Linked DNA regions of Homo sapiens: region 2 is linked to region 1. The links are chromatin loops, found by intact Hi-C in ENCODE. Cell type or tissue: endothelial cell of umbilical vein. All regions are shown on one strand. Links, peaks and the distances in the headings refer to the core of each region. The heading gives the core; the rest is flanking DNA.

Region 1 (5,000 bases), core at 1-5,000:
TTTTTGATCCAGTAAAAAAAGTGTCACCTCTCGTCAGGACTTCAATAGTTCTGAAGGGTCTGGAAGTAAGTCATTGTCTCCTGAGTTGATTTAAGGCAGTTTATGATGAGAGTCATTCTGTTTTTTATTCCCTAAAACTCTGAGCATACTGCTGAGTGAATAGTCTGTGCTCCACAACTACTTGAAAAATGGTGATGCAGGCCAAAGTGTTTTGAAAACTGTAAAAATCCATGCGGAAATGAGGTAATATGATTGCTTTAAATTGACCTCTCCAAAGGCTCTTTCACCTTTTACCTGTTTTACCTGTTTTACCCCATATATAGATCCCAATGTTCTTCCTCCTACTTGATGCAGAATGCCTGTTTCATTTTCTCCTTTTTAGCCATAAAAATTCCAAGTATAATTCTAGGGCTTGGTTTGAATCCCACTGTGAGGAAACAAATCCCGATACTCTAAGGTTTGGCAATGGAGGATGAATATCCCTTTAGGGAAAACGATGGCTGAAACCTGTGGGTTTCACTCGTGTCTACTGAGATTCTCCTAAGGGACCTTCTTTTCTTAGGACAGTGTTTTCAAAGTGTAGTCCGCACGTCAGAATATTAGCATTACTAGAGAACTTGTTAAAAATGAAAATGATTAGCTCTACCCCAGACCTATTAAATTTTGAACCCTGATTGTAGGACCCTGCAGTTCATGTTTCAGTAAGCCTTCCAGGTGATTGTGAGGCCCGCTAAAGTTTGAGAACCATTGTCCTAGGGAATCACTTACTGATCACTTTTGATACCACCCCATTAGCTTCAGGAAGTCCTCCTCAACTTAGCACTTTACACCAAATTAACCCTTAATTGTTGTGGCACAGTCAAAACATTTAAACTAGCTTTCCTACCTAATGCCTTCTCCATCATAAAAAGAAAGTGAATTCCTAACATTAATGTATAATTAGGCCAGGCGCGATGGCTCATGCCTGTAATCCCAGCACTTTGGGAGGCTGAGGTGGGTGGATCACCTGAGGTCAGGAGTTTGAGATCAGCGTGGTCAACATGCTGAATCCCCATCTCTACTGAAAAAATACAAAAATTAGCCAGGCATGGTGGTGTGTGCCTGTAATCCCAGCTGCTCTGGTGGCTGAGGAGGGAAAATTGCTTGAACCCAGAGATGGAGGTTTCAGTGAGCCAAGATCATGCCATTGCACTCCAACCTGGGTCACAAGAGCAAAACTTGGTCTCAAAAAAATAAAAATATAAAAATAAAAATAAACCCACCAGTTTTATAGTCAGGCAAACTACACTTTGACTCCTGCTTTTCACTCAACCACGTTGATAGGAAGGCTCTGCATCTGTTAAATGATGGTAATAGTAATATCTACCTTTTAAGACTATGGTGGAAATTAAGTGAGTTGGTGAATGGAAAGCACTTAGCAAAACGTCTGACTCATAGGTGGTTTTCAGTAAATGATAACAAATCATAATTTAGCTTAGTCATCATCATTTCATAGCCCCCTATCTGCAGTGGGTCTCAGAGACTAGCTCTCAGGCCACCTCCACCGGGCATGGAACATTTTTTACCTTTGGAATTTAGAGGCAACCCTAAGCATGTCTTGGGCCCTTAGGGTGTAAGCCAAGAGAGAAGCAGGAATTCTCTTCTGTGTCTAACTTCCACTGTCCAAATTCTAACTTCCACTGTCTTAAGACCCTTCTGTCACCTAGGATATTGTTTTTGGGAAACATCAGGCCCATTCCCAACATTTACAGGGACTGAAGCAGGAGTACAAATGGAAGGCCCACACATCATATATGTATTTATAATTTACAGAGCAAGCTGAAAATGTTTTATACTCTGGGTAGGCAGGATATCAGCCCACACAATCCCAGGAAGCTGTGACTATGTTACATTATGAGATAAAGGGACTTTGCAGATGTGATTAAGTTCAGGGCTTGAGATGGGGTGGTGATCCTAGATAATCTAGTCCGATGAAATCACAAGGGTCTTTATAAGAAGGAGGCAGGAGAGTCAGAGAAGGAGATGTAACAAAGGAAGCCAAAATTGGAGTTGTGCAAATCCATGAGTGAGGTAGTGGGCAGTCTCTAGAAGCTGTGAAAAAGCAAGAAAAGGGATTCTTCCCTTGATCCCCAGTGGGAGTGCCTTGCTGGCCCATTTTAGACTGCTGACCTTCAGAACTGCTCCTTAATATATTTGTGTTGTTTTAAGTCATAAAGTTGCAGCAATTAGTTACTACAGTGATAAGAAACTAATAAACCTCCTACCTTCATAACAGTACAATTTTTAAAAAATGTGTACATATGTTTTTATAAGACTGAAAGTTGGCAAAATATCAATGGTGATTGAATTTGATTATTATTTTGCATAACAAATGGTCTTTGAATGACTCAATAATATTTGGGTGAATAATAAAATAAAGAATAAAATAAAGATACAATTTATTATTATTATTTTCTGTTTAAGATGGAGTCTCGCTCTGTTGCCTAGGCTGGAGTGTAGTGGCATGATCTTGGCTCACTGCAATCTCCATCTCCCAGGTTCAAGTGATTCTCTTGCCTCAGCCTCCCAGGTAGCTGGGATTACAGACATGCCACCACACCCAGCTTATTTTTGTATTTTTAGTAGATACGGGGTTTCATCATGTTGGCCAGGCTGGTCTCGAACTCCTGACCTCAAATGATCCACCTGCCTTGGCCTCCCAAAAAGCTAGGATTACAGCTGTGAGCCACTGTGCCTGGCCTCATTAATTATTTTTATCTCATAACACTTATTTTTCTTTCCTGTATTTCAGCACAATCATGAGTTATATGGTTCAGAGAACTTGTTTCTTATACACAGTATTGCCAAACTAGGCCACCATACTTGAATTACTGTAGTTCCTAGCTAATATTTTTAAATTATTTTCAGTCTGGAGAAACTTGGTTCTACTGAGGCAGTAGCAACCTAATTGTCATTAAAACTCTTAAAGAATACTGGATTAAGAAATAGATTATTAAGTTATATATCACGTTCATGCATTATAAGGGGATTGTCTATGATGCATGATCTCATCATGATCTTATCATGATCTCAGAAAAAAATTACCAAGTATTTAACTTAAGCAAGTGATTACTGTTATGTATATTTTGCTTTTCAACACCTACAAATCAATATCTAGATGCCTAGAGTTTTACTTAAGTTTCTTTTTTCCCCCAATCTTTTCAATGGTGAAATATTAGAAGAAAATTTTAAAAACAGAAGTATGATGCTTAATTTGATCAGTTCTCTCACTACATTTGATACTATTTCTAAATAAGAATGACCAGTCTGCAGGTTCTCATTTGTTTGTGCATGAATTCCTTTGTGTTCATATAAATATTTTCTATTTCCTTTTTCTAATTTTTAAATATTTTATTGTTGCATCTCACATGTAGTTTATTTCAATTTAGAAAAAAGTGTTCAAAATATTTGCAAAGACTTTGTATTTTTTTTAAAATGAAGTAGCCAAACCTAGATTGTTAGTGTTTTTATAAACTTCTGCCATATAATAAGTGGCAAGCAACAATTCATACTGCATCAATTTGTGATTCTCTTGAGAATCGCAAACAAGAACACAGAGACATAAGAAAACAGACGCTTGGCACTTGTGGAAAATGGTGTGTTATTATACAAGAATCTTCTGCTTTAGTTCTGTCAGAGAGGGCAGAATTGAGTAAATACTTTGTCTTTTCTTTTACCAAAATCCTTCCCTGTACCCTGGAGCCCTGTCCGTCCATCCATCTCAGATGTTAGTTTCAGCACAGTCCCGTAAACCTTCAGGCACTGACACATAAAGACCTTTTGTTCTGAGGACTGGGAAGAGAGATGTAGAAAAGTGTTTCCCTAGGGCGTGGACAGTTTATACTACATCCACTAAAGTCAAGTGCAGTTCTGAGGGAACCCTTTTATGGGATTTTGCATTCTCTACCCATAGAAATGTGTCTTTCTCCTCTTATTGGAAAAACAACAACAAAAGCATAGAAATAGTAATAGAACTCACCGCAACAGCATAATGCACCAAGTGGCACATGTGTGCACACTGACACTCACACAAGTGAAAAACTGAAGCAAGTCGCCCAAATTTGCATGGGTAACAGATTTGGGATTCGAGCCCATGTCTACTTCACATTGAGTTCATTCTGGTACGTCATCTTGCTTCCTCAAGAGCAGGGTGTTATCCTTTCTCTGGTTTATCTAGCAGCTTACCTGTATTTGTCACTCAAAACTGACTCACATTTCACCTCCTGGGGAAGGTGCCCCAATTCCCTTTTGAACTTTCTACAGTAACATGCTCTTCAGTCATTTATAGGGTTACGTGCTGTTCTCACGCTGGCCTCTGATTCTTTGAGGACAAGGACTGTGTTTTACTGCTTTCTGCATTTCTGAGGCCTAAGAGAGCGCCTGGAATATATTAGGAGCTGAAATATGGGATAATAAGAAAGCTCTTAATTTTAAAAAAGAAATATGCTACCACTATAATTCAGCATATTAAGCAATAAGTATGGACATGAAATCCAGAAGTCACATAAATTCATCTTTAGGTCCCAGATTGATAGCTGCTGGGATATTTTTAGAGAATTTTGAAAAGATTCCACAGTTTTCTTCAGCAATTTATTCAAATATGGGCCATTCTATACTGTCAGCAAATTCTCTCTGATATTTAACCTGAAGCAGTAACCTATAAATGGTATGCTGAGGCTCTGAGAGAGCTGGTATAATTGCCAAAGTTGCAGTCTTACTACTGGGATATATTTAAGGTTTGGGAAAGTCTTAATTCAGCACATTTTGAAGAGCAGTATTTTTAGTTCCTTGGGTGAATGGTCCTGTTTTAATTCAGGAAACAAAAGGTGCTGGTTTAGCTAACAGTTTGATTTCAATCTCTGAAGCCTTTCCACCAATTATTTTCTTTTTCAAGCAAAATCAATCTTTCCTCCATGTTCTCAAGTCCAATTTATTTAAAACACACACGTACATGTCTGCAG
Region 2 (8,608 bases), core at 1,363-6,362, 240 kb before region 1:
CCAAAGGAGAAATTGACATGTCCATAAATAACGAATGTGATTTTTTTCAAGTCCAGTGAAACCAGCATTGGTTGTCTCTGTTCAGGATGGAGGCCAGTAATAAAAAGAGATGCCCTAACTCTGCTATGCATGCCCAAGAGAGAAATGTGCTCACATTATCTCTTAGCTATAAAGAATGAAAAGGAGAAAGTGTTTGTGGGAATAAATGGAAAATCATTAGTTGGCTTCTGTTAAGAGGGCAAGGGAGAGAGCTAATGCATTAAGGCCAAACTAGCTTCTCAGAATATGGTTATCAAACTTATCACCCTCCTCCCTCAACCGTCTCACTCTCTTCATTTTCTATTTCCAAGTGACATGAAGCCTTGGCTTCTAAGATAGTGCAGTAATGAATACCTAAATTCTGTATGTAAAAGAGCTCAACCATAAAATCAGCTACCCATACACCTGTAAAGCAGGAAGAGAAAAGAACCTTTTCCTTAGAATGGACTCTATACAAATGCAAAGACAGTAATGGAATAATAGGAAATAAAAAGACAGAGAGGCACAAAAATGCATATTTTGCAAAACTATATATACCAAATAAACTAAAAAATGCAGTGTTTACTTTCTTAAAAGAAACAGAAAACAAGTGATATAAGTAAAGAAACAAGTGGAAAAACATTCCCGTCTTTGAGTATATTACAGTCTTTCTTGCTACCAAAGACTTTTTAAAATATGATTTTTTTCATAATTATAGACATAATTAGGGACTTTGCTTCCTAATGTTTTCCACGATACTTAAAATGAAGATAGTCTGATGATCTAAATTAATCCTTAGAATGAAGGCTTGTTATTCCTGCTAGGAAAGATTTGTCTCCCTAGACTATCTTAGAAGCTAAAACCATGAACCAGGCTGTATTGTAGTGTCTGCAATGCAGCACTGAACAAGACAGAAAATGTCCCTGTTCCTGGGGATTTTACATCCTAAAGTTTGCATTTGTTCCTGTTCTTGCATTTCTCCCCGCCGTTTATTTTACCTTCATGATTTTGTGTATCTCTTTCTCCCTTTCTCTGTTTTCCCTATGTTCCCTTTTTCCCACTTATTATTTTCTGAATTGGACATAAATTAGAACAAAATATTTTTGATTATGCATTATATTTGTTGAAAAATTGTTTAGTATTTTAATTTTTAAAATAAAAAATCTTTAAAAAAAAGAATGGACTCTATACAAAGTAGTGTGTTCTGAGAGCAGACTAAAGAAAAGAGCATGGTCTCTGATATATGTGCTGTATAAGCAAGTAATAGAAAGTTTTATTATAACACAGCCACATGTATTTGTCTACATATTGTCTATAGCACCTTTGGTTCTACAGTGGCAGATTTGTGGGATCTAAAAATCAAAACAATTGAACTCATGGGCATAGCGTATCCAACAATGGTGGCCAGAGTCTGCTAAGGGTAGTAGGGGATTGTGGGGGAGGTGGGGATGGTTAATGCTTACATTAAAAGCAGTTAGAAAGAATGAATAAGACCTAGTATTTGCTAGCACAACAGGGTGACTATAGTCAGTAATAACTTAATTATACATTACTAAAAGAGTGTAATTGAATTGTTTGTAATACAAAGGATAAATGCTTGAGGGGATGAATACCCCATTCTCCATGATATGATTATTACACATTGCATGCCTGTACCAAAATATCTCATGTACCCTATAAATATATACGCCTATGTACCCATTGGGTAAACTCACTGCTGGATCATATGGTAGCTCAATATTAGTTTTTTAAGGAACTTCCAAACTGTTCTTCATAGTGTTTGTACCAATTTACATTCCCACCAACAGTGTACAAAGGTTCCCTTTTTCTACTCTGTTGCAGCATTTGTTATTGCCTGTCTTTTAGATATAAGCCATTTTAACTGGGGTGAGATGATATCCCATTGTAGTTCTGATTTGCATTTCTCAGATGATCAGTAATGTTGAGCACCTTTTCTTATGCCTGTTGGTCATTTGTATGTTTTTTGAGAAATTTATATTCAAATCTTTTGCCTATTGTTTAATCAGATTATTAGATTTTTTTTCCTCTAAGGCTGTTTAAGCTCCTTATATAAAACATGGTTATTAATTTCTTGTCATATGGGTAGTTTGCAAATATTTTCTCCTGTTCTGTGGGTTGTCTATTCACTTTGTTGATTGTTTCCTTTGCTGTGCAGAAGATTTTTAACTTGTTGTGATCCCACTAGTCCATTTTTGCTTTGGTTGCCTGTGCTTGCCTGGGTATTACTCAAGAAAGTTTTGCCCAGACCAATGTCCTGGAGAGTTTCCTCAATGTTTTCTTGTAGTAGTTTCATAATTTGAGTTCTTAGAGTTAAGTCTTTAGTCCATTTTGATTTGATTCTTGTATACAGAGAAGGATAAGGGTCTAGTTTCATTCTTCTGCCTGTGGATATCCAGTTTTCCCAGCATCATTTATTGAAGAGACTGTCTTCTACCCAGTGTATGTTCTTGGCACTTTTGTCAAAAATGAATTCACTGTGGGTGTGTGGATTTGTTTCTGGGTTCTCTATTCTGTTCCATTTATCCATGTGTCTGTTTTTATGCCAGTACCATGCTGCTTTGGTGACTTAGCTCTGTACTATAATTTGAAGGCAGGTAATGTGATTCCACCAGTTTTGTTGTTTTGTATAGGATAGCTTTGGCTATTCTGGGTCTTTTCTGGTTCCATATAAATTTTAGAGTTTTTTTTTTCTATTTCTGTGAAGAATGTCATTGGTATTTTGATAGGGATTGCATTGAATCTGTAGATTGCTTTGAGTAGTATGAACATTTTAACAATATTGATTTTTCCAATCCATACAAATGAAATATCTTTTCATTTTTTGGTGTCACCTTCAATTTCTTTCATCAATGTTTTATGTTTTCATTATAGAGATCTTTCACTTCTTTGGTTAAGTTCTTTCCTAGGTATTTAAATTTATTTGTGGCTATTGTAAATAGGATTACTTTTTGATTTCTTTTTCAGATTCTTCACTGTTGGCATATAAAAATGGTACCGATTTTTGTATGTTGATTTCGTATCCTGTAACTTTACTGAATTTGTCTATTAGTTCTAATAGTTTTTTGGTGGAGTCTTTAGGTTTTTCCAAATATAAGATCATATAATCTGAAAACAAGGATAATTTGACTTCTTCCTTTCCAATTTGGATGCCCTTTATTTATTTCTCTCATCTGATTTCTCTAGTTAGGACTTCTAGTATTTGCTGAATAAAGTTGTGAAAGTGGGCATCCTTATCATTTTCCAGATCTTAGAAGAAAGGCTTTCAGTTTGGGAAAGGCTTATTGTCTGGGAAAGTCTTTATTTCTCCTTCATGTTTGAAGGATATTTTTGCTGGATATACTATTCTAGGGGAAAAGATTTTTTTCCTTCAGCACTTTAAATATGTCATGCCACTCTCCTGGCCTGTAAGGTTCCCACTGAAAAGTCTGCTGCCAGATGTATTGAAGCTCCATTGTATATTATTTATTTCTGTCTTGTTGCTTTTAGAATTTTTTTATTTATCCTTGACCTGTGGGAGTTTGATTATTAAATACCTTGAGGTAGTACTCTTTGGATTAAATTGGCTTGGTGTTCTATAACCTTCTTGTACTCAGATATTGATATCTTTCTCTAAGTTTGGGAAGCTATCATTATTATCCCTTTGAATAAACTTTCTACCTCTATCTCTTACTCTGCATCCTCTTTAAAGCCAATAACTCTTAGATTTTCCTTTTCGAGGTTATTTTTTAGATCCTGTAGGGATGTCTCATTGGTTTTCATTATTTTTTTCTTTTGTCTACTCTGGCTGTGTATTTTCAAATAGCCTGTCTTCAAACTCAGCAATTCTGTCTTCTGATTGATCAATTCTGATATTAAAAGACTCTTATGCATTCTTCAGTATGCCAATTGCATTTTTCAGCATCAGAATTTCTGCTTAATTCTTTTTAGTTATTTCAATCTCTTTGTTAAATTAACTGATAAAATTCTGAATTCCTTCTCTGTGTTATCTTGAATTTCTTTGAGTTTCTCAATACAGCTGTTTTGAATTATCTGTCTCAAAGGTCACATATCTCTGTTTCTCCAGGTTTGGTCCTTGGTGCCTTATTTAGTTCATTTGGTGAGGTAATGTTTTCCTGGATGGTGTTGATGTTTATAGATGTTCTTTGGTGTCTAGGCATTGAAAAGTTAGGTATTTATTGTAGTCTTCTCAGTCTGGGCTTGTTTTAGCTGTCCTTATTGGGTAGGCATTCCAGATATTTGAAAGAATTTGCATGTTATGATCTAAGCTGTATCCACTCTAGGGGGCATCCCAAGCCCAGTAATGCTGGGGTTCTTGCAGACTCATAAAGGTACTACCTTGATGGTCTTGGGCAAGATCCAGAAGAATTCTCTGGATTACCAGGCAGAGACTCTTGTTCTCTTCCCTTACTCTCTCCCAAGTGAATGGAATCTTTTTCTCTGTTCTGAGCCACTTGGAGCTGTGGGTGGTGTGACACAAGCACCCCTGTGGCCATGATGACTAGGGCCGTACTAGGTCACACCTGAAGCCAGCACAGCACCGGGTCTCACCTAAGGCCTGCTGTAACTTCCTGGCTACAGTCTATAATTAATTCGTAAAGGCCATGGGGCTCTACAGTCAGCAGGTGGCAAAGCCAGCAAGGCTTGTGTCCTTCCCTTCAGGGTAGTGAATTCCTGCTGGCCCTGGGCAGGACCAGAAGTGCTATCTGGAAGCCAGCAACTAGAGTAAAAAACCTTAGAAGTCTGCCTGGTGTTTTCTTATACTGCAGCTAAGCTGGAACTCAAACCACAAGACACAGTCCTTCCTACTCTTCCCTCCCCTTTCCAAAGACAGAGGAGCCTCACCCCATGGTCACCACCATGTCTAGCCCACAGGGAATACTGCCAGACTAATAATGTTGTTCCCTTAAGGCCCAAGGGCTCTTTAGTCAGCTTGTGGTGAATGCTACCTGGCCTTGGACTCACCCTTCAGGGCAGTGGGCTCCCATCTGACTCAGGGCAAGTCCAGAAATACCATCCAAGAGTCAAGTCCTGCAATCTAGGACCCCAAGAGCCTGCTTGATGTTCTACACCCCTGTGGCAGTGTTGGTACCTAAGGTGCAAGACAAATGATATTTGAATAAATAGAAAAAGCAATATCCTTTGCTTTTTCTTCTGCTCTTCTCAAGTGGAAGGAGTTTTTCCCCATAGCCACCACAGCTGGTAATATGCTGAGTCTCACCTGAAGCCAGCAAGTCTTATAGGCTCACTCATGGCCTTTAACATAGTACCTGGGTATCACTGCTGGTTATTCAGGGCTCAAGGGCTCTTCAGTTAGCAGAGGAGGAATACTGCCAGAACTGAGTGCTTCTCTTCAAGGCAGCAGGTTTTCTTCTGGCCCAGGGTATGTCTAGGAATGTCATCCAGGAGCTAGGGCCTCGAATAAGAGCCTCATGATGCTGACTGATGCCCTATCCTGCTGTGGCTAAGCTGGTATCTAAGATGCAAGAAAAAGTCCTCCTCACTCTTACCTCTCCTCTCCTCAAGCAGAAGGAAGGGGTCTCTTTTGGAGCTGAGCAGCCTGGGTTTAGGGGAGAGGTGATACCCACACTCCCTTAGCTGCCCCTGGCTGGTGTCTCAGTAGGTTGCATGCCCCATCAGTCCACTGTCTCTGGGCCCAGTTCAGCACTAGGACTTGCCTGGAAGTTCCAGTCCTTGTGGCCTAGACTGCCTTTCAAGTTTATGTAGGGCCCCAAAGCATGTTAACCTGTGATGGCTAGGCTTATGGGAACTGAAGTTTGCACCACTGGGATTGGTGATTCCCCTCTTGCTATGGCTGATTTAATTGCTCTCTCCATGGGCGGGCATCCGCTGACTTTTGTCTGGTTTTGTTTTCTGTTTTAATAGGGCAGCACTGAGTACATTGCCTCACTGATGCTGCAATAAATATCCCTTTCCCCAGCACGAAGAAACACTGTCTGCACCAGGCTGCTGCTGCCAGGGGATAGAGCAGGGGCATTGTTGGTGATTCGAGAAGGTTTTTCCCACCTCTTCAGTGACTCTTTCAGCGATATGAAGTTAAAACCAGGTACTAAGAGTGTTCACCTGATTTTTGGTTCTTATGAAGGTGCTTCTTGTGTGTAGATAGGTGTCCTTGTGGCAGGGGGTTGGGGGGTTGATTGGTGGAGCCTTCTACCCCACCATCTTGCTCATCAATACACCATTAATCAAAAAGAACTGGGTGAATATCCTGACTTTGTTATCTGTATGAATGTATGTCTTCTAATCTCAAGATATTAAAATACATACCTTGCAGAACCATGGGGGATGAAGGATCATTTATAAATCAGTAAGCATGAGACAAAATATGCTCTTAACAAATAGCTTCTATTATAAGTAATATATAAAGTACATATTTCCAAAGGGTTGTTAAGTATGGTCACACACTGAATCCCCCGCCTCCTCTAAAGCATTTATCCAATAGTAAGTATCCATTAAGTAAGGGGAATTTTGAAATATGAATTAAGAAAGTAAATATTACATGGAATGAGCTCTGCTTATGGCCAAATATAGTGTTAGACAATATCCATATGTCACCTCATCAAACTCTAGTGCCTTGATTATGCATTAAATAAGGCTTCCCTAAACAAAATACTTTCAAATATTCCTTTATTTGGTTGCCCTGAGTTTTTACATTCTTGTCCGGTATATTGTGGTAAGATTCTGGATGTATTAGGGACATATGCTTAAATTTTTTTCTTTTTGAAATAAGAGTAAGTCTACTGTGAAAAGGGAAATGGGAAAGAAGAACCTACATTATGCTAAGAAAGGGCACATATAGAAGTTTAGGAGCTGGAAATTGATTCCTTTGCAATTATAAATTATCATATACCATTTGGAGTGTTCAGGTACTCTCAAGGAGATACACATTCCAGTTTGAAGACCAGTCTAAGGGAATGAAATGGCTTTGCCCAATATTAAATCCTGTAGAGGAGCAAAAAAAAAAAAAAGTAAGTTAGTATTAAAAATATACAAAAAAAGTGATTTACACATGTAATAATTAGAAAAAGTAACCTTTGGCTATGTTTACAAAGTGCATTATTATAATTAAACTTATTGGGTATTTATAACATCACTATGAAGAAGTTTGGAATTAGTATTTTTTTAAAAAAGAGGAAGTTAAGATTAAGAGAGTTTAAGTGGCTTTCTTAAGGTCCCAAAATGAAGTGGCAGAACCAGGACATAAACTCAGTCTTCTGGTTCTAAAGATGTGTACCAGATAACAGTTATTACCTACATCAATAAAATCTGGGACCATTGTAAATAAACATTTAAAATCTTTCTTAAATATTGATTTTTGAAAACTTCCTAAAATTAGAATTTTCAAGTGTTTTAATAAGGGAGTATGTAAAGTGTATAGATTTTTTTTCTTACTGCCCATGTTTTCTATGAATCATCAAGCTAAAAATTCTATTGCTATTTGGTTTTTAAATCAATATTTCTAGAGCATAACAGAATACACATAAAGACTAGCAATCAATAGCACCACAACAATTTCAATGGCCATGACTTTTTTTTTATATAAGATATTCAGTATTTCATTTTGGGATCTGAAACATTAAGGAAGTAATGTGGTGTTTTTAAACTTAACTGAGTACTAATCCTTTTAGTAAATTAGAAATTAAAGCTGACGTACTTCTTTCCAAAATATTCTTTCTTAAGATACTCTAACTTTACGGTTTTTCTCTCATTGTTAGAATGGGATTATTTACCTACTGCTAATTTTGGATTTAAGCTATTGTTTTTGGAGGAGATAATTTTAACACTAAATTTTGAGTCTAAAAACCTGTGTGGTAAAAAGGTAGTTTACCAAACACCATTCTATAAAATAATACCATTTTATAAATATAATTTTATAATACTACTCTTATAAATACCATATTATAAAAGAAGTTTTAGGAAATGCTTTCGGGTACTTAATGACTAATATATTGCATCTTCTACCGAGGAGAGCCTCTGAGTTTCGTGTCCTACATCCCATGGGAGGCCCCTACAGGGGCATGGAAAACCCATTGCATCTCATCACTGCTAACTGACAAATTAATTAAAGCTTATTTCCTGTCCATGAAAGCCAGTGGTCTTGCCATAAAAGGTGAGCTAGGAGATATTCATTTTTCATACTATAGCATATACATTTAAAGAAAGTGTGTGATTTATAGAAAGTAATGTATAAGAAATTACAGTTCATTCCCAAGAGGGTCACTCAAATTAGAAAGATCCATCCTAAAATCTAGGCGTATGGAGTTCCTCCACTTTAAAAATCATTTTCTTAACCCAAGAATGTAAGTAGGAGACTATCCTTTGATAACTATACTGAAAGAACAAATTTAAAGAAAATATGCAGATGTTTCAACGTTTAGAAACAGAAAACCACCACAGGAAATAATTAAATAGAAGCATAACTCCGGCCCAAGGACAAGTGTCATTTACCGGTGTAAGGTGAAATAGGAAAGAAAAGGGATGGTGCAGTGACTTTTTAATAATGCTATTTTTAAAAACAAGTAAATTCCAAGATGATAGATGATGTCTTTCT

What was found. Peaks named below come from ENCODE experiments on the same cell type or tissue, not always from the same donor. Only the 100,000 strongest peaks of a DNase experiment are listed, where the experiment ranks them.
Region 2: it touches region 1 in a loop (4-fold over the local background); 8 of 110 quality-filtered maps call a loop at or near these places.

The regions. Positions count from the first base shown.
Region 1 is chr1:65,951,457-65,956,456 of GRCh38, forward strand. All of the region lies in intron 3 of PDE4B (phosphodiesterase 4B), which reads left to right. Among named protein-coding and RNA genes, the nearest start is that of PDE4B-AS1, 97 kb to the right of the region's middle. In endothelial cell of umbilical vein, for the core only: no CTCF peak of the experiment used is centred there; a DNase peak (open chromatin) is centred at 1,905; H3K27ac peaks cover 1,115 bases.
Region 2 is chr1:65,713,691-65,722,298 of GRCh38, forward strand. No RefSeq gene overlaps it. Among named protein-coding and RNA genes, the nearest start is that of PDE4B, 75 kb to the right of the region's middle. In endothelial cell of umbilical vein, for the core only: no CTCF peak of the experiment used is centred there; no DNase peak of the experiment used is centred there; H3K27me3 peaks cover 263 bases.